Linked DNA regions of Homo sapiens: region 1 is linked to region 2. The links are chromatin loops, found by intact Hi-C in ENCODE. Cell type or tissue: prostate gland. All regions are shown on one strand. Links, peaks and the distances in the headings refer to the core of each region. The heading gives the core; the rest is flanking DNA.

Region 1 (12,944 bases), core at 1,734-9,733, 160 kb after region 2:
GGGAAGAGGAAACCACTGCTTTTTTGGCCAAAATTCCTACTTGGTAAACTAGTATATTTCCGTTTTGAAGACCAAGGTGCAGTGAAGTGTGGTGGAGTTCCATATGGATCTGTTATGCTGCAAACACCAAAGTAAAAACCCGTCTTTGCTGGTTCCCCGTCATTTATTCAGCAAATATCATCTTAATTGAACTTAAGCTGAAACGTGAGTTCTTATTTGCCAATACTCAGAACTCAACAGTTGCAGAAGTGTTTCCTTTTAACTGCATGTCCATGTCTTGAGTTTTTCAGAAATAATACAGAAAAACATATTTTGAAAACATATTTATCTGTATTTTTCCACGTGACAGTGGCAGTTTAGGATTTAACAGGCATATCCATAATTAAATTGTTAGTTTGAGGAACTTCCAGAAAATTATCTAATGCAATCATATATCACAAGTCTTCTTTATAAAATACAAGTGCAACTCATTTCATTATGCTATCCATGTAGTTAGACATAACTGAGACCTTTAAAAATATTATAAATGACTTAAAATAGAAAATGTTAGAAACAGTACAGGCATATTACAAAATCATGGTTTCTGAAATCTAATTACTATATGCAATTTAAAATAATTAAACATGATTAGTCTTTAAGATGAATAGAACCAATTCCAACTTTAGCTATTATTTAATTATAGCATGCTGTACATTAAAATCAGCTGGAAGATAGCCAAAATAAGCTTTAAAGGACAGCATGATAATTAAGAATTGCTATTTATCTTACTTTTATTAGAAAACTCAATGCTGGAATGAATGCAATAATGTCAAGAAATATGAATTTAAATAATTTCCTAAATATTTTACTTTCTAATCCCAAATATCAGGATATTTTAAACTTCCTCATCAATTCTACTTTATATACAAAAATTCATACAGTATTAATTAGAACTTTTGCTTTCAACACAGATATCTTAAAGACAAGGAATTATGTATTTATAACTTCTTAATAAAACTATGGGTACATTCTTATTTTTGATTGTGGCAGTTTTTTCATAAAAAGGCTACTGAAATCAGGCTTATTTAAAAAATACTAATAATGTTATCTAATATAGAACAGAGGGTAGGAAGTCTCTGTAAACAAACCTATATCTATATCAAGAGTGATTCTAAGAGAATATTCTCTCCCTTACCCAGGTACTCAAGTTGTAGGGTAACATAACTAGTGTAACGTAACTAGTGATTTCCAGTCACCTTTTAGGTTTACTTAGGAACATTAAAAGAAATGCTGCCATTGTAGACTTCATTTCAATTATTTAATCTCTTTCCAGTTCACGACCTTTACTTTCTTCTGGTTTCAGCAAGAAAAACAACTTCATAAGTGTCTTACATTATAATCGGCTACTAATCATCATCAACTCAACATTAGTTTTAAACAGTCTGATTCCATAACAAATTTGTAATAGGGATATTTTCTATACATTTTATAATAGCCATGGATAGAAAAATAGTATTATTTATATACTAAAACATTCAAGTTGTTTTGTTTAAAACATACATTGTAAAATTTTCCCTCGGGAAATTTGGATTTATTATAGGACAGTTGTAGCTTTTATGAAATTGGGATCCTGAAGCCATATTTTCAAATCAGAAAAATGAAAGCCTCATTGTTGTTTTTCAAATGTTTTAAGTTTCCTTGATAAAAGGCAGTATTAGGACTTCTATTTCTAGGTCAAGTCTATATTTACAGTAACTAATAGGAAAATATTGAAGTCTGAGGTTACCAGTACAATGTCTGAATGCAAAATTCTGGACACTGGACAAAGTACTTTAGAATCAGAGGCCAGCAAAGCTCTGGAAGGCTGTGAACAGGGACAAATGCAATATGGTTCAGCAGACAGAAAGTCAGAAGTAAGATTCAGATGTAGCCAAGCAGGGTGGGGGACAGTGAGGGGGGATGTCTAGCTGGACTTGAAGGGCGTATGAAAGCAGCTGTCCTTGCAGGGGAGATTTAAAGGAAATGACTCTTCAGGGGGCACTGCATTTGCAAAAAAAAAAAAAAAAAAAAAAAAAAATCTGATATAGTATGTTTTGGAAATTCCAAAATATTTGATATTGCCAGCAGAAGAGTTGGAAAGTGGCAGAAAATAAGGGTCTAAAAATAGCCATAAGCGAAAGTGCAAAGTCTTGAAGGATAGAGATTATGTCTCTGAACCTGGTTCTCAAAATTGTTGAATTATTAACTATGGAGATGCGCTGTACAGAATTGAACTTAAAATGGTCATCTGTGTATAGCATGTCATCTTAAAAGGTTACTAAAATAGGAAAGAACTTGCACAGGTATAAAGTGTGTGCCATTCCTCCCGTGGGCTAAGGGTCTTGTCTCACTTGGTGCCACTATCAATGCAACAGGCACAGCAGTCGGGTGTGCCCTGGATATTTCTACACCTCATTCTTCTAAAAGCTCCCCCAAGAAAAATTAATAGGAAATCAGGTGCTTGCTGCAGGTCTTTGCACTGTGTCAATTCTAAGAAATCCTTTGGCAGTGTAAAGCTTTGAAGGAAATTAAATTGGAGAGAGATTTTCTCTACCTTTCATTCAGCTCATATAGAATCCCTTACTTAGCTGATATTTTTGCTCATAGAATTGGACTCAGAACTAAGTCTGTTCATTTAGCTTTCCTTTGAATGTTAAACATAATGAAGTACAAGGCCGTCACCTCACCATTTTATCCCCTACAACCCGCATAGGCGTACACTTATCACCAAACGTTTGCACATGTTTGGCTCCACTGAGATTCTTAGTCTCTATCTTTATATTTTGACTATTTTGACATTTAGAACAAAAGTTTGGAAAACTATTCTCCTACTGCTTTAGCATTCTCTTATCTTAGGGCTTATGAACATTGCTACATCTCTGAAACAGGCGGTTCCTGCCCATATCTATCAGTGAAAATTATACTTAAAATTCTGAAGAGACTCATGTCATCCAGATTTTGGAGGAAAAAGGTAGCAAATAAAAATATACTTCTTAGAAGTAGATCTCAGTTACTACTTATTTTAAATTTCACAGTAGATTCCATCTTTTGTAGATAGGGGTTTTGTTCAAAGTTTTTGACCAAACATTTTTATTAAATATTTTCAATAGTATTATAAGTGATCTGACATTTTTGGTAACAAAACAACCAAAGAACTGACTTGAGTAAAGCTGAAATGTTGCTGAACCAGAATCTAATCCTTACTCCGTCATTTTCTTACCAGGGATTTTGATTTGACTGACCAGTTTCAATCCACAGTAACAGCTTTGTTCCTAAGAGACTATAAATCAAGGAAATACTCACTACCAGGCAATTCCTCCTGCAATTCGGGGTCTGTGCTGTTATTATGAAGCAACTGACAGCAAACATTTGCTGCAAGTATGAGCGCAGATTTGGATGAGGTGTGCGGTGTTTTTGGTTTCACTCTTTATCTCTGAAACCTATCTGCTTGTGAGAAAAATTGTGCAAGAAAAGAAGTTTTACTGCCACATACCTCAGCTGTCCTAGAACTCAATGCAGAGGCTTCGCTTCCTTTCTTTCCTTGGATTCTGAGCCGGGGGAGCACAATGGGGGTCTTGTGCTCTGGGCCAGCAAGGCATGCAGATACTCGGAAAGGAGGTGTGAACGGCTTCCAATACCTACACTGTTTGCTTTACAACTACCCCAACTAAATCAAACAGGACACCAAGACACTCAGTCCAGGGTAAGCAAGTACAAAATCCACTGGCTATTATGACCCACATAGAGAACAGAATTCTTCAATTTAAGTGTGTACATAGCTGTGTTAAGAGTTAAATAAATCATTTACGAGGCTTAAAAAGAAATGCTTCTCATGTAGTTCTTTTTCATGTAGTTCTCTGAATACAAGTCAAAGTGCAGGTCACGAAAGAATCCATTGTTCACAAGCGAGAAATGTTGTTGGCTGTGAGGACGGTTCAGAACAAGCCATCGTAGTCTGCTCAAACAGTAAATATTGGTTTTAAAACCCCAAAGCATATCGGTCATGTTTTTTATCTTCCAATTGCTAGAACCAAAATTCACTGAAACAACTCTATGTCTCTGATACTATTTTCTAGAAATGTGTGTGTATGCGTGTGTGTATGTGTCTGTGTATGTTTGTTTGGTAAATCCAAATCACACAATCAACGTAAATCTTTCAGGCTAAGTTTTGCCCCAGTTATTTTTATGCTGTGCTTTCAAAAAGGTCAAAAAAGCTTACCTCTGTCAGTGTACTGGGACGCTCAGGAAGCCCCTTCTCCGCCTCGGCCTCAGCGTGCAGACATATGCCCTGGGAGCCCACAATCTGTTAACAGGAAGCAGGTAAACCCGAGAGCGTCCGCCTGCGTTCCAGTCCAGTGCCCGTCCCAGCACACACCTGCTTTTTCAGACCTGCCGCTCATATGCCACAGCCACGCACAGGACCAGCGTTAGCAGAGTGCAACACCCTCCGTTTGGATCCCTCGTTTTCAGGGTAAGCAGCTAGGGAGCTGCTGAGATAATATTGCAGGGAAAGCTTGCCTTCCCAAGACAAAAACCTTTGCTGCTGCCTGATAGCAGATATGCAGCATTATCACTCTGCATTCCACATTCTCCAATCAGCTAATTGGAACGGCAGTCAACAGCCTGTCCAAAAGGCAGCTTGCAGGCCTGCGTGGCTGTGATCATTGTATACTAACATGCCCATTGCTTCTCTCTTCCCTGAAGAGATGTATAAAAGAGGCTTCTTCCAGGGCGAAGCTCAGCAGAATATGCCACACTGTTTTCCATAAGTAAAATGGCTGGTCCTCTCAGCTCTGCTGCAGACAGCTCATTGGGTTCCACTGGCTTTTCGTAGCCATAGCAACAACCAACAGACAGACTTAGCAAGCATGGCTGATCATGTGCAGCACACTCACACAGCTTGTTAATTTCTTTTCATCAAACTCATCATTTTTTTGAGGAGGGTAGCTTCTGTTATCTTTCTACACATTTCACCGATAGTGCAAGTGCTCCGATTTTTCTGCTCTCCTGAAGAACTCTTTTTTATATGAGCCGGGGCTATGTATGAAATCGAGGAAGTGAAGCCCTATTAGTGGCTATCCAGGTTAATAACATGCAAATCACTTAAGAGACCCTAACTGGAAGCATTGTCAAAACAAGCCCCACCTTCCAGTCATAGAATGAGTGCAGAGAGCTGCAAACGGGAGAGTTACACTTTTTGTTTTTAAATGATAATCTTAGAGCCACTTAATTGAAACAAAACCCTGTGAATTGCTATATAGGGTCAGAATAATAACTAAATCAGGTAGACTATTTTAATAAGATCTTTAAATATCCATTTACTTATGGCTCAACTTATCTGATTACTTTAAGATGCTTTTTATGCAATTTAAAATAGAATTTTTAAAAAATCCTATTGCTTCTACGGCAGAAAATGATTCTTTAACTCAATCTTATTTGTAAATTAAAAATTCTTTTTAAAAAATCCGCACCTAATTAAAAATTCTTTGACTTTAAACATTACCTTCAAGGCAAGAATAGTTTTACTTCCTCAGTAAAATGGATCACATTCCACCCGTCCATAACATTTCACCTCCTCTGGGAATCTACCATGATTAATGCCATGAACAACGTAAATCTTCTGCAGAACCCCCAGGCTTTTCTTCTTTTTCAGGACTCTATCACCAGTCATATTCTATCTGATATATTTCCAAGGCACTGTCCCATTTATTTTTGTTTCTAGCAATCTGTTTCAAATAGTTATGTTAACACTTTGGACTTGTAAATATAGATGTTCTATTTGCTAAGTAGTCATTGATTTAGGATTCCGTCAGTATTGCGTTTCCCTACCCATGTTAACACTCCTGCCTTCAGTATTAATTCCCAAATTTTGACTGCATAGGAATCCTGTGGATGTAGATTTGGGGATGCCCGCTCCCCTTCCTCCCCAACCGGATTCACATTAGGTAGGTCTGAGCCACCCAGGGTCAGCGTATCCATGGAGGACAAGTGGGTGGCGCTTTCCTGCTTGGGAGAGTCCTCACCGCTTCAGATCGCCTCCAGCCAGCCTACCTTTTCTCACTGAAGTTCCCTTCCCTGAAGTTATTTTGCATTTGCTGTTGCTGAGCGTGCCCCTGCCTTCGCCCTCAGCCTCCCATTCTACTATTCACTGCCCACGTTTCAGAATCCTGCATTACACACCATTTCCTTGCCCTGCAGATGCTGCTACTATTAAAAACCTTCTCAATCTGACTGCTCCTCGCCCCAGCACCTTTAACCTCCATCCCAATCTGCCTCCTCTTTTATCTTCCAACACCTGGCCCAAATGGACCACCTCACTCATGACTCTCCCAGGTGGGGTCTGAGCGACCTCTTCTGCGACTCCCCTGTACCGGGGTCCACCTCTGCTATTACAGGCCTTGTCACGCCCTGGGACTTCTTAGCAGTTCTCCTTTTATGTCTGACTCCCAGACTGTTCTATCAACTCTCTGGAAGCCAATCTGGTCCATGTCTTCTTTGCCCTCCATGCTTGGAATATTCTAATTTCTCAATGCCTCTAAATGAGGACCTACGACACTGTATGAATAGGGACTGATGACTGGCTGGTGTGAAATCTGTGTTTTAATTTACTTTTCAACATCACACATTTGTTGACTCATCACTTCAGAAGAACTTCAGTGATTTTGACAAAATGCTGGCATGTTACAAAAGGATATCAAGAAAACTCTAGGTGCACTTGATGTTTTAGGGTGGCTTTTCTTTTCATTGTATCTCTGAAAATGTCTTTATACCCTCACACTTGATTGATTGGTTGGCAAGGCATAAGAATCTCTGGCCGTGGCTCACACCTTTATTCCCAGCACTTTGGGAGGCTGAGGCAGGTGGATCACTTGAGCCCAGGATTTGAGACCAGTCTAGGCAACAGACTGCATCTCTACAAAAAAAAAAAAAATCAAACAAACAAACAATTAGCCAGGCATGGTGGTGCACGCCTGTGGTCCCAGCTACTCGGGAGGCTGAGGAAGGAGGAATGTTTGAGCCTGGGAGGTCGAGGCTGCAGTGAGCTGTGATCACATGACTGCATTCCAGCTTGGCAACAGAGGGAGACTCTGTCTCTGTTTTTAGTAGCAAAACAAACAAACAAACAAACAAACAAATATCTGAAGTCATTTTCCTTTGGAATTTCAAAGGCCTTCATCCTTCTTCTTGTATCTCCTCCTCCCCTATACCTCCAATTCCTGCTCCTCCAAAGAGAACTGGAAGTCCCCCAGTTTGCACTGAACCGGAACTGGGAAGCTGGCAGGAACTGAGATGAATCCCTTTCCCCTCTTTGCCCCGTGGCACGTCTCCCGGCATCTCTACTGGCCTTCACACATCACTCTGCTGCCAGTCTGTTCTTCCAAGGCTCTTGGCTCCTTCGCCTGCTCGAAGCCCCTCCCTTGTAACTTGGTGCACTGAGGCCCATTGGCATTGCTCTGACCTCAGGCCCTGCCCTAGCCCAGGTCCCTGACGTTTATTCTCCTTCCAAACGTGTTTGTTTTAAAATGTGCTAGATACAGATTTCCAAGAGACAAATCTGATTTTTCCAGCCCATCTTTCTGAGTCAAGTGAGATACCACCTATGTGGCCAGCAGCTTTATACATGGGCTGCCCTGTGCCTTGGTCCAATCAGCTATGACAAGGACACTTGGCATTATCTAGTTTTAAAATTTTGCTAATATAATAGGTGCAGAGTAATGGCCCATTATTGTTTGAATGTGTGTTTCTCTAATTACTGACAAATTGAACATCTTTTCATTGTTGATGGTTTTCAGGGTTCCCTCTTCTGTAAATTTTCTGTTCATAGCTTTTGCCTGTTTTCTCTATTGAGATTGTTGTCTTAGTGTGGAATTTTAAACAACGTGGTCATAAAGGTATTTTTTATATATATTTAAACATTATAATTAAATTTGTTATATTATTAAAGGTTATTAAGATATCCACTAACATATAAAGGGAACCCTATAATTCACACTGCTAGTTGTTTTGGTTTTTATTATGAAATGAAAATACAGAATGTGTGTGAAAATCTCCATTCAGAAATTATGTTCAGTATGAAAGCGTAGAATACCACACCATAATATGATTTTCTAAGACAAATATTTGTTTAGAAGGATTTTCAAACAAATATATTATCATCAAAGAATACATATACACACACATATATATGCTCTAATAGTATACGCACACACATATATATGGAGAGAGAGAGAGAGCTATCTATCTATCTAGCTTCTATTTTAAGTTATACCGTATGCACACCTACACATCAATCAATCTACCTATCTATCATCTGTGTATCATCTATGGAAGGCAAACACAAATGTGCAAAATGCTAACACCTGATGAATCTTAAATGAGAATATTTTCAGTTTATTTTACTATTCTTTGCACTTTTCTATAAGTTTGATTTGTTTTCAAGATACAAAGTTTTAAAAAATGAAATAAAATGAGAATAAAAATAGTGTTTAGAATAGACACAGAGTTAAGGTTAAGATTAGTTGATGAAGACATAACTATTTATCAGAGTTGAAACTAAAGAAGTTAATAAGTTATGGAGTAACTAAAGTGATTACTACCATTACTGTTACTCTGAGGAGGCTACTCTGGTAGAGAGTATTGGAAACATTTTGCACTTTCTTGAAACAAGTTTGCTATTTCCCTACATTTACTGCTTCCCTGTATTCTGATCTTAAACCATTTATCCTCTGGTTCGTATTTTGAAATCCTTATTAGTCTGTTTCCTTAATTCAACAAAATCATCACTGCTTGAAGCAATAGGTTCTTCTCTAGTCACATCTTCTGCTGCAGACTCCACAGCTGGGACCCACCAAAGGATCTGGTCCCTGGCACAACAAAGAAACACGTCATATGACTTAACTTAGAGACTGGAATTGAAGCATGGTTTATGAGGTAGCAAAGACTTTTGTAAAGCTTAGATTGAATTTTCTAATTCCTAAAACAAATAAAATAGAATATCCCAAAGGTTATTCCAAAACCTTGCATATTTAGTTACTCTCACAATGACGTGAACAATGTCAAAATAGGACATTGATGGGAAATGTGACAACTGACTTAGGAGGAGGATTGAAGTATCTCAGTCAAACAAATTGGATTTATTTCTATGATTCCAACCCCAAGAAATATATGCTGGAAAGCAGACTGACCCACAGGCTACTAATCAAATGCGTTCATATCCCCTGAAGAAGTATGACCCTGATCAGTATCCAGAATGACTTTTATAAATCAGAGGTGCCCAAAACCAAAACAAACCCAGCAGAGTTGAGGGTTTTTGGAAATTCACTTATCAAATGAATTTAAAATGAGAAAATGATTATAGAAGAACAAAACCTTGCCAGAGAGCAAATGATAAGAACGTAAACATCAGCAATAAAAAACCGTTCAACAAACTGGAGAGAAAGCCAAACCTATTAACACAAAAACACTGTGTGTAGCCCATTAGTTGTTCCTAGAACCCCCTAGAAATTCTGTATACTCTCTAGGTTAAGAGGAATAAGGAAAATGTGGCAAGAGGTACAGGAAGAAGTTTCAGCTAGTCCTAAGTCTGGAGAGCCCGGTCTTTACTGGCTAATAATAACAACATTGTTTTAAATATTTCAGGTTTATCAAGCTTTGGGTTTGCAAATGACTATGATTGCAGCAGCTTACAGGAACTACTTTATCGTAAAATGTGTGTTAATATGTGTCAGTACCAGGTGGGGAAAAAATAATGGTGTTATCCAATAATAACAAAAGAAAAAAAAAACCACCCACAATTAACCCCCTCCCACAGCCCTGTTAACCAGTCCCAAACATATAAATACATCTTGCTGTAGCTAGAGAAAAGTACTCCTGGCTTTTATTAAACCTGCAGTGGGGAGAGATTCTGCAAGCAATACAGAAAAGGCTGCACTTGCTCCCAAGGAATTTGACTGTTTATACTTCATAATGATAAGCTTAAAAAGCGACCTGGAAAGAGAGGGCTGGCTGCTTTCATGCTCCTGTGAGGGGCCACACTTTGTTCTTGGAGAGGCACTCTGACCACATTAATAGAGTGTAGCTCCCATGACCTTTCCCACTTAGCATTGTGTCCTGTGGCAGCAGTGGCCCCCAGGTACTTCCGGGCAACGTGCCACCCTACCCAGTGCAGAAAAAGCACTGGGCTCTGCCGTCACGGCATTGTTGAATTAGTAACGAAACGCACCAGGCTCAGCAAACAAAACCTGGCAAGAAGGATTTTAAAACAAATGCTTCTGGTTTCACCTGAGCCACTGAAACAAATTAGAAGGTGCTGGGTGAAACTGGGCAGCTTCCGTAAACTCTGAAGAAGATCATGCTAAAGCCCTCAGCTGCCAAATGTGCAAATCTCAAAAGAAGTGAAAATTAGAGGGTCACCTTGTGTCTTCTAGAAGTGCTTCTGAAATACATGTTCAGTAAGATTCATTGGTCAAGATAATAAGATGGGCCCAAGTGATGTATTAATACAATCAGGTACACGTTTTAGGATCCAACGGTCCAACAACAAGTGGAAAATACTGTTGAAAAATAAAAATCCCCAATCCGCACTGGAAATAGTAGATGTTCAGTTAAAGGCCTGACAGTGACAGCACGTGCAGGTAGGAAAAATAAACTATGCGTGCTTGCAGAATATTGGATGGGAGCTATAACCCAGAATGGTAATTATTTTACTAAGCCTACCCAGGTCAGAATTCAGTGCCTATGTGTTTGTTTGTTTGTTTGTTTTTGAGATGGAGTCTCGCTCTGTCGTCCAGGCTGGAGTGCAATGGCACAATCTTGGCTCACTGCAATCTCCGCCTCCTGGGTTCAAGCGATTCTCCTGCCTCAGCCTCCCGAGTAGCTGGGATTACAGGTGTCCGCCACCACACCAGGCTAATTTTTTGTATTTTTAGTAGAAACGGAGTTTCACCATGTTAGCCAGGATGGTCTCCATCTCCTGACCTTGTGATCCACCTGCCTTGCCCTCCCAAAGTGCTGGGATTACAGGCATGAGCCACCGTGCCCAGCAGCCTATATTTTTAAAAGTCAGACTCTGGCATCCTAATTGCCAGATCATTGCCTTGAACTGAGAACATTCTTCTGGACATTTCCTGCATCAAAGGAAGACTATTTGAAACATTCCTTGTGAGAGGTCAGGAGATCGAGACCATCCTGGCTAACACGGTGAAACCCTATCTCTACTAAAAATACAAAAAATTAGCTGGGCCTGGTGGTGGGCGCCTGTAGTCCCAGCTACTTGGGAGGCTGAGGCAGGAGAATGGCATGAACCCAGGAGGCGGAGGTTGCAGTGAGCCGAGATCGTGCCACTGCACTCCAGCCTGGGTGACAGAGCGAGACTCTGTCTCAAAAAAAAAAAAGAAAAGAAACATTCCTTGTGAGGTTTAAAGTAGCATGACAAATCATTCCACAACCAACTTTCCTATAGGCATAAAGGTAGATTTTAAAAAATTTATCTGAGAGCTGATACCTGACCTGCATCTTGAAGGACCCATTATTCTCTTGGCATGTGGACTCTTTCCTATATCTTTCCTTCATTAAAGACATGGTTTGCTTCCAACAATTGGAAGCAAACTCAAGTTGTGTTTCAATTTTTGGTAACACATGAGAAAGTCTTATCACAGGATCAGGATTGGCTGCATAGGAGAGAAAGCTCAAATAACAGGGCTTACAAGAGACAGAGCTATATTTTTCTCTCACTTGAAGGATTGAGAAATAAGGAGTTCTAGGCTAGTAGAAAATTGGCCTCATGATTATTAGGACTCTAGCTCCTACCCTCTGTTCTGTCATCTTTTGAAACTGGTTTCTATCCTCAAGAATCCTCGTGGTCCAGAATGGCTACTTGTGCTCCAGCCATCAGGTCCATGTTCCAGGCAAGAAGAGGAGAGGGAGAGCCAAGGGGCACATTTTCCGCTTGAGTTGGCCTCTTTGAAGGAGCTTTTCCCCACCTCCCACCCAGCACTTCTGCTGATATCTCATTGCATCCTGAGTGATAAGTAAGTCTCAAAAACGTGGTCTTTTCAGCCGGACGCCTTTTGGTCCCAGGTAAACCAGTGTTCTACTACTGAGAAACAAATTGATAATAGGGAGTGGATAGACAACAAGCTGCCTCTGCCAGCTCATGTCAGCCTGGGTACAAAGAAAGTACTATCTCATTTCTGGACATTGTCAGTGAGCCTTTATTCCTGGCTGGTCACCTGTCAGTGCAGGGATCACCCAGGCTGACTCGGTGGGTTGCGGAAGCACCCTTCCTTCATTCCTGCCTGGGGGTGTCCTTGCCTATCCAGCCACTGTGCTTAACTCCTCAGCACAGACTCAAAGCATTGCCATCTCTCCTTATACTGGTTTCATATCAATATCTCAAAGTATACTTGTTCATTCACTGTGGAACAAATAAATAAATGGTGTGGATTCAAATATTCTGCAATTTGTTAGCTGTGTGATATGCAAATTGCCTAACCTCTTTGTGCTTCTGTTTCCTCATAAGAAAGGATGATAATATTATCTAATTCTGAGGGCGGTTGTGGCAATTAAATCCATTAATTAGCATAAAAGGGTATTAGGTATTATCTTGAATTTTGTATCTTTGATTTATGGTGCGGCACTGGGTGGGCACGGACCTCCGGGACCTTCCAATACCGTGGGAAACATCAGCTGGACGTGGACCAGAGCGTCAAAAAGCAACACAAATGCATGTGTTCATCAAAAGAATGGTCCAGACGGTGAGGGCCGTGGGCTTCAGCAAAGGAGAAACAGGCACTAGTGTCATCAGTGGGAACTTATCGCAGGCTCCCTGCAACCTCACCTGGACAGCGCGGCGCTGTGTGAACAGCCAGCAGGAGGCCTTTTCGCTTCTGCCTCCTGCTTTCCTTCCCGGCTGATGTCCTCCCCTC
Region 2 (12,944 bases), core at 1,592-9,591:
ACAGTTTTGCTTGGATTCAACAGTCGGACTTCAACTTTTGAGCTAAATAAAGGAGGTGAGTTTGGTGGGCGTGGGAGCAGGGATGAAATTAAGGGAAACATCTTTGTGGGCCTGAAGCTATCAGTGGGGCGAGCCAAGACTTAAACCCAGAGGGCTTGCTGAGTTTGTTCTACTGATTTTCCCTCTATCAATTTGTCTTTGGAGATAGGAGCACAATCCCAAATAGTTAAAGGGCCTGAATGTGGTCTCCAGGGGTGCAGAACAGGAGGATCATGCGACCCCAGGCTGCCCAGAGGACCCCAAGTGAGGTTGCAGCTGCTGAAGGGGAGGGGAGCAGTGCCAGCCTCCGAGCCTGGTCTAAAGAAAGAAGAAAAAAAATAGTTGTGCACCTGTCCTGAGCCTGTGACTGGGCAGGGAGAGGAGCCCTGGGCAGAATCCCGAGGCAACACTCAGGAGAAAGTGATGAAGGGAAAAACATTTGTCAGGGGTCCCTCCTTCCAGCCTGCAGACCCCTGCACGAGATACCAAGGCTCGCCAATCCAAGTGGCAGTGCCTGGAACTGAAGCCATTCTATTGTGACCACTGGCAATTCTGAGTCAGAAAAGTGGCCCCGCCAAGGGGGATTTTTAAACTCTTTCAATGAATGGTTGCATTTTGGAGCAAAAGGCAGGGACAAGGTCACAGAATACTTTGTTTGACTTGTTTTTGGTGAAGTGTATCTGAAAGATCTTACACAATTGTAATCATTCTCTCTGCTGATAAAAGATCTTTATCTTATTTTGTACCCTGGGTTACAGTGTGTCCTTTCAGCCTATCCTTCACACTTTGGTTAAACATTCCTGAAGCTGAGAATAAACCAACAGTGGGAATGAATGAGATAAACCAGTATTAGTTCTCATTTCCATGAGAAAAGTCAATCCTTTTGTTATGCACGCTCTGAGAAAAGAAAAGAAATCCTCCTCCTAATATATGAACTGAAAACATGTGCTCAAACAGAAGGGGAAAAAAGGTGACCGTGTCGTTCTTCCAAACATTGCTGAGCATAAAATAGTCATTGCGAGCAAGGAAACCCATCCTACCTGCATTGTATGTATAAGGAGTATTATACATGTCTGTGTCATCATCTAGAAAATGAAACATAAATATTATGGTAATATAGATTGTCACCAAAGGACAACGAGACAGCAGAACTTCAGACAAACAACAGAAATTTGTTAGAAAAGCAACGTATTTTTCCTAGTTCATAATGCCATTTTCTTTCTTTTTTTCTTTTTTTTTAAGAGACAGGGTTTTACCCTGTCGTCCAGTCTGGAGTGCAGTGGTGATCATTGCTTACTGCAGCCTCCAAACCTCCAACCCCTGGGCTCAAATCATTCTCCCACATTAGCCTTCTGAGTAGCTGGGATTACAGGTGTGTGCCACCACAGGCCTCTGCAAACTGCCCTTTTTTATCTGTAACATATTCGTCTTGCTGCCCTCTTCGTAGCATGCAAAGTCAGGCCCTTGTCCTCGCTTCCCCAGAAACCTCTCTGCTCTGGATCGCAAATTTCCTTTACTAAGTGCTTTAGTGGTCTCCTGTCTACAGAGCAGGCTCAGGCAGACCCGCGCAGGCTCACTCTCCTGATGAGAGCAGACAGGGGTGGACAGAGGAACAATGTGTTTTTCACCCAGGCAACACACCAATTTAGACTGTGGACAGGGGAGGATGGAGGGCTGAGGCCAGAGTGCCTGGTTGTCCTCCATGGGGAGGCTTCTTGGCAGCTCAGGTGGGAGGCAGAGGCACAGGGATCTGTCACCGGAGGGGTGACAGAAGGAGAACAGGAGGCATGCTGAAAAGAAAGGGGACACGGAGTTTGCTGGGGTCTTGACATTGTGTGTGAATCAAACCGATGCAAAAGACGAATGTAGTCCCTTCAACCCACAAGGACCTCATCAGAAAGCAGAGCAGCAGACATACCCGGCTTGTGCACCATGTGAATTTGCTTAAACATCGTCTTGTACCAGTCCTTGGGCCGGTCGACTGTCTGTAATGAAGAGAGCGTCCAATGGTTACAAACTGGCTTCCAATCAACATCGCTTCTCAGTGTTTTCATTTCTCTATTTTATGTTCTTAATAACAGAGTCCCATTCTGTGATAAAATGTTCTGACTCTTTGCTATGGCTTCATGACAGTTTCAGCAATTTACTTAGTTATGTGTGCAGTTTGTAAACATATGGCCTTGTGTTTGAATTTAGGCTGAGTTGGAACATTAGATGCTATGGTTTTATTTTTTCAAGTTATAGCTGTACCCTGCACTAGAGAGTTGATATTTGCACAAATATATAAAGTTCACTTAATGTAAGTTATTGTTGTACTAATTTGTTTAACTCCTTTTGGTAGATAATGATCATTATCCTTAGATGCTTTTTATTGAATGTTCTGTAAGACAGTGTTTTCAGAATTAACTGGGGAATATTTTTGACTCAAATTGTATTCTGATCAGTGTGGCTCTAGAGAAATAAATTTGCTATTTACTAGTCTAAGCTACTAAAATACTGAATGTAGTAGGCATCCCAGAGTCCTACGGAAAATTTAAGAATGTAGATATTGCTTCAAAAATGCTAATATGATAACAGAGTGTATACAACATTTGCTCGGCTAAAATTGTAGGTTCCTTGAGAGTAGAAGTCCTTACGGATCCAGGCGTCGGACATGAGGGGAGCAGTAGGCTGTAGTGGAAAGATGAAATTAATGTAGAGTCTTGAACTAAGATTCAAATCTTGGTTCCTTAAATTGCTGCTTAATACACCCTAGCAATACGAATCTGGGCAAGTCATGTCACCTTCTTGAGCCTCAGTTTTCTCCTCTCTAAAGTGACATAATTATATCTAAATCATAGGATTGTTATGGAAATCGAATGAGACAATGTATACACAAGACCTAGAACAATGCCTAGAATATAACAACTACTCAATAAATAATAACACTAGGGAACTGCAAATATTTGTAGAATGAAATAATGAATGAACGTAGCCTATTGGATAGAGCTCTGCCTTTCTGGATACCTGTAAAAGTAGACACATGCTTTTATAATCGTACTCACAGATTTTGCTTGGCAAGATCTTACCCCAACTCTCTGAGAGCTACCTGGGCAACAGGCTTGATGATTCTGCTTATAGTAACTAAACACACCAGACGTTCCAAGACAGATCTCGATTTAAAAACTTCTGTTAGGACTGATACGAAAGCATTCTTATACTTACTAGACTGAGCTTTGGGTTAGATTTTATTGCCTGATCTTTTTTTCCCCAGAAATGTGGTCACTGCATTTTTCCTCTGGACATTAAGGGTTTTGTGCTATATCTAAATTTATTTTGACCTCTGAGAATATATTATTCTGAAAAATCACCCCAAATACAGGTTAACATGAAGGGCCACTTGACTTCGTTATGAGTCAGCTCTTCATTCTCGGCTCTTTCTCCATGGAAGAGTTGAGGTTATTGATTGACTATTCAGTCAAAGGACGGGACATGGTGGAAGGGATTGCAGTGGTGAAGCAAAGGTCTATTATTTGCTGGTTCAAAGTTGCTAAACATGTATCTTTCAAGAAAGTTTATTTTTATAAAGGACTGATTTCTCTTTCATTAAACCTCATTTCTTTTACTGTACCAAAGCAACAGAAAATACAACATAGTGTTGTGCAAAAATGTTTTCCTGGACGTGCTGATGGCAACAAGGAAGCCTACTAAGTAAGTCCTATCACTGTATATGGCAATACATGTTGACAGACAGGTTTTTTTTTCTTCACTTGCTGGAGGGCCTATATCAGGTAGGATCTCACAGTGATGCCATCTGCTAGCTTTATATGGTGAGCACAAAGATGCCAGAAAATGCCCTGCTGGCAAAGGGAAATATGAAGCTGGAAAAATAAAATACGAAAACTCTATGTCCCTTTCTAAAAGAAGTACTCTAAGCATTTAAAGTTCCTTTTGTAAATGCCATCATGGAGATCGCTATGCCTAAGGCTGAGAATAAGAAAATAGTCTACTCAAATTTCAGGAAGTTTACTTTTGTACGTAAAATCATTTTGCATGAAAAATAGCTACTAGCAATTCACTATGCCGTTTTTTCTACAACCTTGACTAAATAGACCTGAATTTTTACATTCCTACAGTTTTCAAAACATCAGAACTCTACACTGATTTAACACGCAGAGATTTCAAAAAAGATAAAAAAGGACATATTTTCTACATAGCAGTATACAGTGACTCTGTTCTATTTTTTTCTCCTTTTCAGTTTTGAAAATACTCAAACAAGTGTTATATTGGAAGTAGAAGAAAAGAATCTTGTATTTCACTTAACTAGCTGGCCTTAATGACACAATCTCATGGGAGCTGAGCCCTGGCGATTTTTGTTGTTTTGAAGAACAGCACTGAAAGGTTCACATAGATGTCCCAGGTCACATGAGAGAGGGCAATCTGGAGAGCTGATTCCCTGCATTAAAATAGCTCAAAAGTACTGTTTGTTGACTCTTGGCTTTCTAGAGTTTCTGGATGACTTTACAAAATTCTGTTTCCTCGGCATAGGCTGGCTGTCTAAAACGATACTGCAGCATGGTACATTGTGACAGTACCGCCTTTGGCAAATACACTGAATCTGATCATCATTACTTTCTACACATGAGAAAGAAAAACAACCTTGGAGAGTCTTGGCCTGCTGTGGCTCAGAGACAGCCTGACTTGACATTTATAACCACAGCTATACATGGGGATGTACTCTGGAGGGCTGTATAGTCAGTGTAAGAGGAGAGTCCTCATAGACCTGGACCTTCTTTGTCAAGTTTTAAAGGTCCAAGTAAGACAACAATTGTGCATAAAAATTACAGTTCCTTATAAGGAACTTCTGCATTGGTTATATTGTGTTTTCTATTTTATAGAAGGGAAACTGGCATTAAATGTTTAGTGTGTTTGCTTATGCATACCCAAACGTGCTTTTGATTTGGCAGTTGATAAACATTTTAAAAATTTTAAGATGATTTAATTTTCATCAACCATCTCTAGCATCTCAGTTTTTCCTTTTGAAACTAACCAGGCAAAGTCTGGTTAGTTAAGGAAATTATGTCTTATAAAGGAAGAAAACATGGACCAGGCTTGCATGTCCATTATATATCATTTATTGACCTAAAAACATACCCAGATATCTTTGATAAAATCCTCTCAGACAGAATCTATAACTACATAGAATCAGGGCTTTCTTAATTTTGTCTATACTATGCCTCAAGTGCCAGTTACACAAAACCAATGACACCATTTCTGTCTGACTGTCTATCCCTATATAATTAGAAGAAAGTTTCAAATTTAACCATTTTGAGTCAGAAATCTTAGAAGGGAAATGAACAAGAAAACATCATCACCAGAAACATGTAATCATCATAAAATGAAGAATATTGGTCATAATCCCTGAACTTTTCTTTGGCACATAAATATGGCAATCGTCAGTTTCAAGACAGATTGTTAGAATGTCATATCACATTCAACGTTTCCTCAATCTAAAGAGTCTAAAACCCCAGTAACTGCTGTACAGATTTACTTTTTGGCTTTCAATTGTAATATAGATGCTGAGAATAATCCATTTTAAACTCTTCTGTCTGTATATAAAACACATAATCCCCATATAAGAATGTAAAGTCAAGGAGAGAAGAAAATCCCCACACTTTATCGTTAGTTCTTTTTGACTGTTTCCAATCTTACCACGGCTTTTTTTTTTTTTTTCCTGCTCTCTTTCCCATTCTTTGCCTCTATCCCTTATTGTCTTGGCTGCCCAGGTCTGCATTCCAGGGGAGCAGCTCTTGGCCACACCCCAGCTTTACATGGGTCTTGCTGCAAAGTATATGCAGCTGCAGTCCCTCCCCGCATGGCCCCCAACTTCACCTGCAAAGGTGTTGTTGCTTTCATCCTGTCCCCGGCTTCCTTCTCCCGGCTGGCACAAGCCTTCTCTTCCAGTGGACTTGGTCAGCCAGCTGCTGCCTGCCCAGGCTCTCAGAAGCTGCCTCTGCTACTGCTGCGTTTTGCCGGAAGGGGCTGCCCAGATACACTGAGCAATGCTTTGGCAGAGTTTTAAAACTTAAAAAAAAATCCAAACACTTTCACTTATCATCCCAGGAGAGCTCTCAGCAGGCACGGCTGAAGAGGGACATTAAAATGTGTATTTTTCTTCAGACAGCTTTTCCTTTCCATGACATTAACTCTCTTCACTCCAATCATCTCACCTCCCAACTCCCAAATCACAGCTTCCAATCTCCCGGTGTTAACACACATCTATTTCAAAAAACGAACACATCACTGCTTTATTCGCAATGCATGTGGGAATTCAATGCAGCCAAAGAATTTCCATTGTCTTGTTCCTTCTCTTTTCTCTCTATTGCCCTAAGCCTCCTTGGTAAAAGGTAAAAGAAAAACAAACAAACAAACAAACTAAACCACACAACACAGTTTTACCATTTAACAAAATCGCAATGTTCATGATGTTTCATTCAAATGGAAAAACAGATTGTGTAATTCTCTCCCATCAACAGCTTTCTTTCTCTGCCACACACAGCATAACATTCATGAGAAGTCGGATGGCACGGAGGGCAATCCTCCTTATATAAGACCCTAGGAATGCACAAAGCCGTGGACAATCCGTCCTTTGTGGAGTCTGTGCACAGCCCCAGACAGACGCACACGCTGGCATTTCCTACCGTTCTAATTGCTGTGGGGATTCCGGATTCATCCACGGGCCCGATCCCTGGGTAATGCGGGGCTTTGATGACTGTCACTCTCTTCTCTTCCTCTGAGGATCGGTACAGGGGGATAGAGCTGCTGGTGGTGCCATCCAGAGACTGCGCATGCTGGGGATATGTGTCTGTGGAATCTGCACAGAAAATTTGGTAACATGGAACGTATTCGTTGCACAGGGAATCATAAATTCATGTGTCTTGTTGTATATTTATGCCAACTGTAACACAGAGACCATATTGCCATCACTGTCCCTTTTAACTCATTTACTTTCCATCTGAGCTGGTGGAAACTGTGTAGGTGTGCGGGGAACAGACCTATACCAACAAGGGCCTCACCATTTTATGAAGAAGGCTGAGGGAAGAATGGCATTTGTTAAATGACTGTGTGGAGGCCTCTGAGTTAGGAAGTGCTCTAAATGCATTATCTCTTCTTATCCTTCCAGTAATCTTTGAGGGAGGGCAGGATAGGGGGAGCAAGAACCAGTGTTATAGATAAGGGGCAGGAGCTGAGACAAGTTCAGTAATTTCCCTCAGGTCATCATTTACATCAATATTATTCTTGTGATACTGCTACTACTATTATTTATAGGTTTTGAAATGTATTTCCAGACAAAGACATGACTGTTGAGTCAGTAACAGTGATTTCATAAAAATGAAGCAAAACCAAAAATCACTTAAAAAAATCTTCACATCCAAGCCTTTGGACATGAAAGCTTCTGAATAAATAAATGCTGTAAAATTATTAGTACGATTTCCTATGTGCATTTTTACCTTAAAATATCAAAAACTATGACTTTTTACTCTTTGATGACAAAAACTGCCCTAAGGATATAATTTAGATGAGGCTTATCGAGTTCTTCATGTTTTTTAGTAACTTCTAGAATACTTTCAGAAGCAACAGAGTACAGACATGCAGTATATAGTCCATTTACTTCTAATACACAGGAATTTTAAAAAAATCATCATTATTACCGTTCCTCTGGTATGATTAATAATATGCCTTTATATTTTTCTGCAATTAATTTGAAAATGTTGGTGACAAAGAATGACACTTTGTATATACTCTTTATATCATGGTTTGTCAGGACTGCCACTCAGAAAGTCCTTTAAGGTGGAAATGAAAAAAATTCTCATGTTTCAGGGTGGGACTCATTGATATCATTATGTGTATATGATATATATCATGTATAAATGTATTTTTCATGAAAAATTTGTATAAAATAAGTAAGCTTTTTTTTTTTTTTTTTGAGATGGAGTCTCGCTCTGTCACCCAGCTGGAGTGCAGTGGTGTGGTCTCAACCTCAGCCTCCTGGGTTCAAGCGATTCTCCTGCCTCAGCCTCCAGAGTAGCTGGGACTACAGGTGCGTGCCACCATGCCTGTACAAAAAATTTTTGTACAAAATACAAACAATTTTTTGTATTTTTAGTAGAGACGGGGTTTCACCATGCTAGCTAGGATGGTCCTGATCTCCTGACCTCATGATCCGCCCGCCTCGGCCTCCCAAAGTGCTGGGATTACAGGCGTGAGCCACCGTGGCCGGCCATAAGGAAGCTTTTTAAGAAATTTTAACTCATCAATATAAGGGTAATTAAAATTCAGATCTCTCTGAGGTAAAATCCATTGTAACATTTGTAACTGCTATTACTATGATTATGACTATTTTCAATTTAGTTTGCATCAGAAAGTCATTTTTAATACATTTTTTGATGAAGAATGGATAAGGCTAGTTATAAAACTGCTTTATGTGCAGTTTATGTGCTGGATGGTGACATAAAATGTCCCTGAATAAACGAACAGCATCATAGCCTTTCAACACTGAATCAGTGCTGGGGAAGGAGGTGTGCTGGCTGCTGTCAAAGAAGACATGGTGGTTGAAGTCCCGGGTTGTAGTTTCTTTCCCCCTGCTACTGGCCCCTTGAATGTGAAAATAACATTCAAGCTAGTCCTTATTTTTACTTCTTTATTTTTTTTGAGACGGAGTCTTGCTCAGTCACCCAGGCTGGAGTGCAGTGGCGCGATCTCGGCTCACTGCAAGCTCCACCTCCTGGGTTCACGCCGTTCTCCTGCCTCAGCCTCCCGAGTAGCTGGGACTACAGGTGCCCGCCATCACGCCCAGCTAATTTTTTTTTTTGTATTTTTAGTAGAGACGGGGTTTCACCATGTTGGCCAGACTGGCCTCGATCTCCTGACCTCGTGATCCACCCGCCTCGGCCTTCCAAAGTGCTGGGATTACAGGCGTGAGCCACCGCGCCCGGCTAAGCTAGTCCTTATTAAGACACGGTGAGATATTTGACACTAATTGACTTTCTATTTAATTCCAAAAAGGACTTGAGTGGGCCTCCATGATACTAGTATTTTTATTAGCGACGAATGTTTTTTGAACACCAGCATGTGCAAAGTCCTACTCTAAGCAAGGAGAATCAACTCTGCCTTCACATCTGATCCATTACATTCTATGAACCCATACCTTATGCAATATAAGTTAACCCTTTATTTTATTATTCTCATATATGGTCCACTAGCTGTCATCTTAGCAATCTTTTGTCCTAAACTAAGTGTAAAATTCATCTAGGGCAAGGTAGATGTACATATTCCTCCGAAACCTTATCACAGCACTGGCCAGCTGGAATTTGTTCAGTGTTTACATTGGGAATTTCTTCCCATGCAGAATATTTTATATGTAAAATCTACTTATCAATATATTCTAAAATCAAAGCCTATCTACATTCAAGTATTTTTGTTGTTGTTGTTGGGTGGGGATAGGGACAAAACTGCATTCACTAAGACAGGCAATGAGACAGAGTCAGGCTTTGTTAATAATTATTTGGGAAAAAGCTGTGGCTAGAATAATTTGTCGAGTTTTACTTTATATGTGTGTAAATGCATAGTTCCATTTTAAACAATCTAGATATAATGGACTTCCATTATAACACCACACTATGGGCTGATTGTTAAAGGGCAAAATTTCGGCATAAACCAGTTTTACTTTCTTAACTCTAAAAGGACATCATTGTAGGATTCACAGATGATCCTCAGGCATAGCATCAGCGAAGGCACAGATATATTTAGACTTTAATAAGTCCCGCGGCTACCTTTAAAGTTTTATAGTTATAGAGCTTTGGTTGACCTCAGAAGCTGAGTTCCACCATGCACATGCTGGATGGTGACATAAAACATCCCTGAATAAACGAACAGCATCATAGCCTCTCAATACTGAATCAGTGCTGGGGAAGGAGGTGCACTGTCTGTGTCAAAGAAGACATGGTGGTTCAAGTCCTGGGTTTTAGTTTCTTTCCCCCTGTTGCTGGCCCCTGTGGCCAGAGGACCAGGCCTCTCCTTTTCTGGGAGGTGCAGGATGGTGCTGCTGTCCTGAGAATTCCCCTCTGCTCCCTGCTGTCCTAGAAGCTTCCTAGTGAGTCGACATCATGGAAACTTGTACAGCCTGAATTCCTATGATAGTTCAATTTCGTATTTTTTTTGATATTTTAGGTTTTTAAGTTACATTTTTACAAACTAAGAAATATTTATGGGCCGGGCACGGTGGCTCATGCCTGTAATCCCAGCACTTAGGGAGGTCGAGGCAGGTGGATCACCTGAGGTCAGGAGTTCGAGACCAACCTGGCCAACATGGTGAAACCCCCTGTCTGTACTAAAAATACAAAATTAGCTGGGTGCGGTGGCGGGCACCTGTAATCCCAGCTACTCAGGAGGCTGAGGCAGGAGCATCACTGGAACCCAGGAGGCAGAGGTTGCAGTGAGCCGAGATCGCCCCATTGCACTCCAGCCTGGGCGACAGAGTGAGACTCCATCTTGAAAAAAAAAAAAAAAGTATTTATCACATTATTTTCTGAACTATCTGAACATACTTGACCATGTAAGAGCATTTCTATCACTGTACAGCAAAGCTTCTTTCACAGGAGGCCACAAAAAGTCCATGAGCCCCAGGAAATTATCTGCTTACAATTTTTTATGAACGTCCGTATGTCCATTTGTTTTCTGGAGGAGAGCTCTATCTTTCACTGAATTCCTAGTCCTCAGAGGGTTGAGAACGATTGCTCTATACAATGACAGAACCTTCATTTAAGGGAACACTTAAGTTTCTCTTGTGTGGCTTCCTGCTACCATATCCCTGACTGCAGGTCTTCCAGCCTTGGTTTGAATGGTGGTTTTCTCCTTGTGTGAGCCAGTAGATGACTGCGTCCCTGCTATGTGGGACAGCCTGTCCTCCTGTTACACTGTTTTAACTGTCAAACGATTCTCCCTTATATAGACCCCAGGAAATAGTCCATGGTGGAAGCTCTTCCAAGTCCGAACAAGCTGCCCTAGTGGAAAACCTGCATTCATGTCCTCCAGTGGCACAAACCCCCTTGCCCTAAGTAGCCATTTTCTTTTTCTTTCTACTCCACCACCTCAGACATCTAAGTGCCCACACCAGGCTCAGACACAGGTGGAGACATGGTCTTGGAATAGCATGGTGCCCATTTCCTCCCATGTTGGGTCCTCTGCCCCAGTTTCTCCCTGGGGATAGGGTCATGAGTGCTGAGCGCTCCCGCCTCACCTTGATGCCGCATATCTTTCTCCTGTGGTTGTACTTGCCGCATTGAGGTTGCCATGGAAATCACGGTGAGTAAATTACTTACCGAGGGATGTGCCGTGCTGCATGACAATGCTGGAGTTGAGTGAGGCTGGGAGAGAATATGCCGAGGGGGAAAACGGCCTCTGATAGTAACTCATGGGACTCACGGCACCTCCTGAGTTTCCATTCACTGTTATCTGGCTCTGAGAAAAGCGCAAAGGCATCGAGTTAAATTAGCACATAGTTCCCTGTAAACATCATTCCATTAGGTGATAATAAAAGACTTCCAATCACATGAGAGTAATCAGCTGCCAAGCTCTTATTTATTTTGAAAACTGATGTCAGAGGGCATGCTACATTCTTTGCCTTCTCTCTATTCCCTTATTTCTGAAAATCACTCTCTTGTGTATCTGAGGGTCCAGGGAGTGGTTAGGAAGAATGAAAGTGGCTGACTAGTGGGCATGCCACTCTGCCAACAGAGGTGCCAAATGGTATCAGTAGGAGTCAGTACCAAGTAAATGTGGAGGACGACTTTGCTCTGACAGTCGTAACATCAGCAATCAGAACACGGTGGTGCTGTTCCGCATGCAGCATTGACGTGGATGTCCTTTGACATGAGGCAAGGGATTGGTTCTCAGACTTAGTCAGGGATATCTTCTAGTGAATGAATGTTTCCAGAGCTGGTGAATAACATAAGGAACCTAGTTGTTTGGATGTATATATCATGAAGCAACCTATTCTAGAAGGATCAAATACCTGGTAAAGGATCAGAGAGACATGTTCAACCACTGGCTTCTCCCTACTTCAGCCTCATTGAGCACTTCATGAATCTCTGTTTGATTTCTTAATTATTCATTGTTTCGATTGTTCCGTATCTGACTATTTTATATCCCCAATGGTATCTCAAGCTTCTTGTTGAAGATGGTCATATATATGCTTCTTTAATATTTTGTATAACATGCAGCCTAGTGCTGATGACAGAGTAGATGTTCAATAGGTATCTATTCTGATGGAACTGAATCGGCTTAGTTCACAGATATCGAGCTCAGGACTATTAAGCATGCCTGTCTACCCACAGCACAGTACTGATCATTACAGGGCGCACACAATGCATGCAAATAAGATCAAACATTAGTAAGAACGTTTAGTTAAAATTATAGCTAAATACACACAACACACATAGGCACACAGATAAAGAAGCATAATTTGTGAAACTTTTCTACTTATTTTAAAACAAAACAAACTTCTATTCCACAGGCTTGAAACATAGATATAGTAACTGTGTATTTCTATGATTTCACTTTAAAGCAAATGGGTTTTCAAATGACCTAGAATAAGTCTAATTTCATTACTGTATAACCATACCACTTATGTCCCCAAATCAATAAACATTTCATTACAAGCCTTGTGCTTATTGATTAAATAATTCTCTAAGCTGTTAGAAAAATTACACTCATATCATAACCAGCCACATCTTGAGGACCTGCTCCCTGGAGAGAGCTGGACGTTCAAATAACTGTGAGGCACAGGCCTGCCCAAATCTTCAGAGCTTTTATGTACCTCTGATGGATGATTTGAGAACACTTTCACCTCCTTGCCCAAGTTAAGT

Evidence for each region. Hi-C counts contacts between places; a loop is a spot of excess contacts. Peaks named below come from ENCODE experiments on the same cell type or tissue, not always from the same donor. Only the 100,000 strongest peaks of a DNase experiment are listed, where the experiment ranks them.
Region 1: it touches region 2 in a loop (2.4-fold over the local background); 10 of 110 quality-filtered maps call a loop at or near these places.

Annotation. Positions count from the first base shown.
Region 1 is chr4:185,807,427-185,820,370 of GRCh38, forward strand. SORBS2 (sorbin and SH3 domain containing 2) reads right to left here and starts at 4,768. Exons shown (of 27, transcript NM_001395207.1): 1 at 4,238-4,768. In prostate gland, for the core only: no CTCF peak of the experiment used is centred there; DNase peaks (open chromatin) are centred at 4,355 and 4,835; H3K4me3 peaks cover 3,204 bases; H3K27ac peaks cover 3,355 bases.
Region 2 is chr4:185,650,705-185,663,648 of GRCh38, forward strand. It overlaps SORBS2 (sorbin and SH3 domain containing 2), which reads right to left. Exons shown (of 27, transcript NM_001395207.1): 8 at 11,400-11,538; 9 at 6,720-6,892; 10 at 1,958-2,024; 11 at 1,080-1,124. Among named protein-coding and RNA genes, the nearest start is that of SORBS2-AS1, 69 kb to the left of the region's middle. RefSeq lists a silencer at 631-925. In prostate gland, for the core only: a CTCF peak has its summit at 6,052; DNase peaks (open chromatin) are centred at 3,850, 4,698 and 5,977; H3K4me3 peaks cover 1,298 bases; H3K27ac peaks cover 6,408 bases.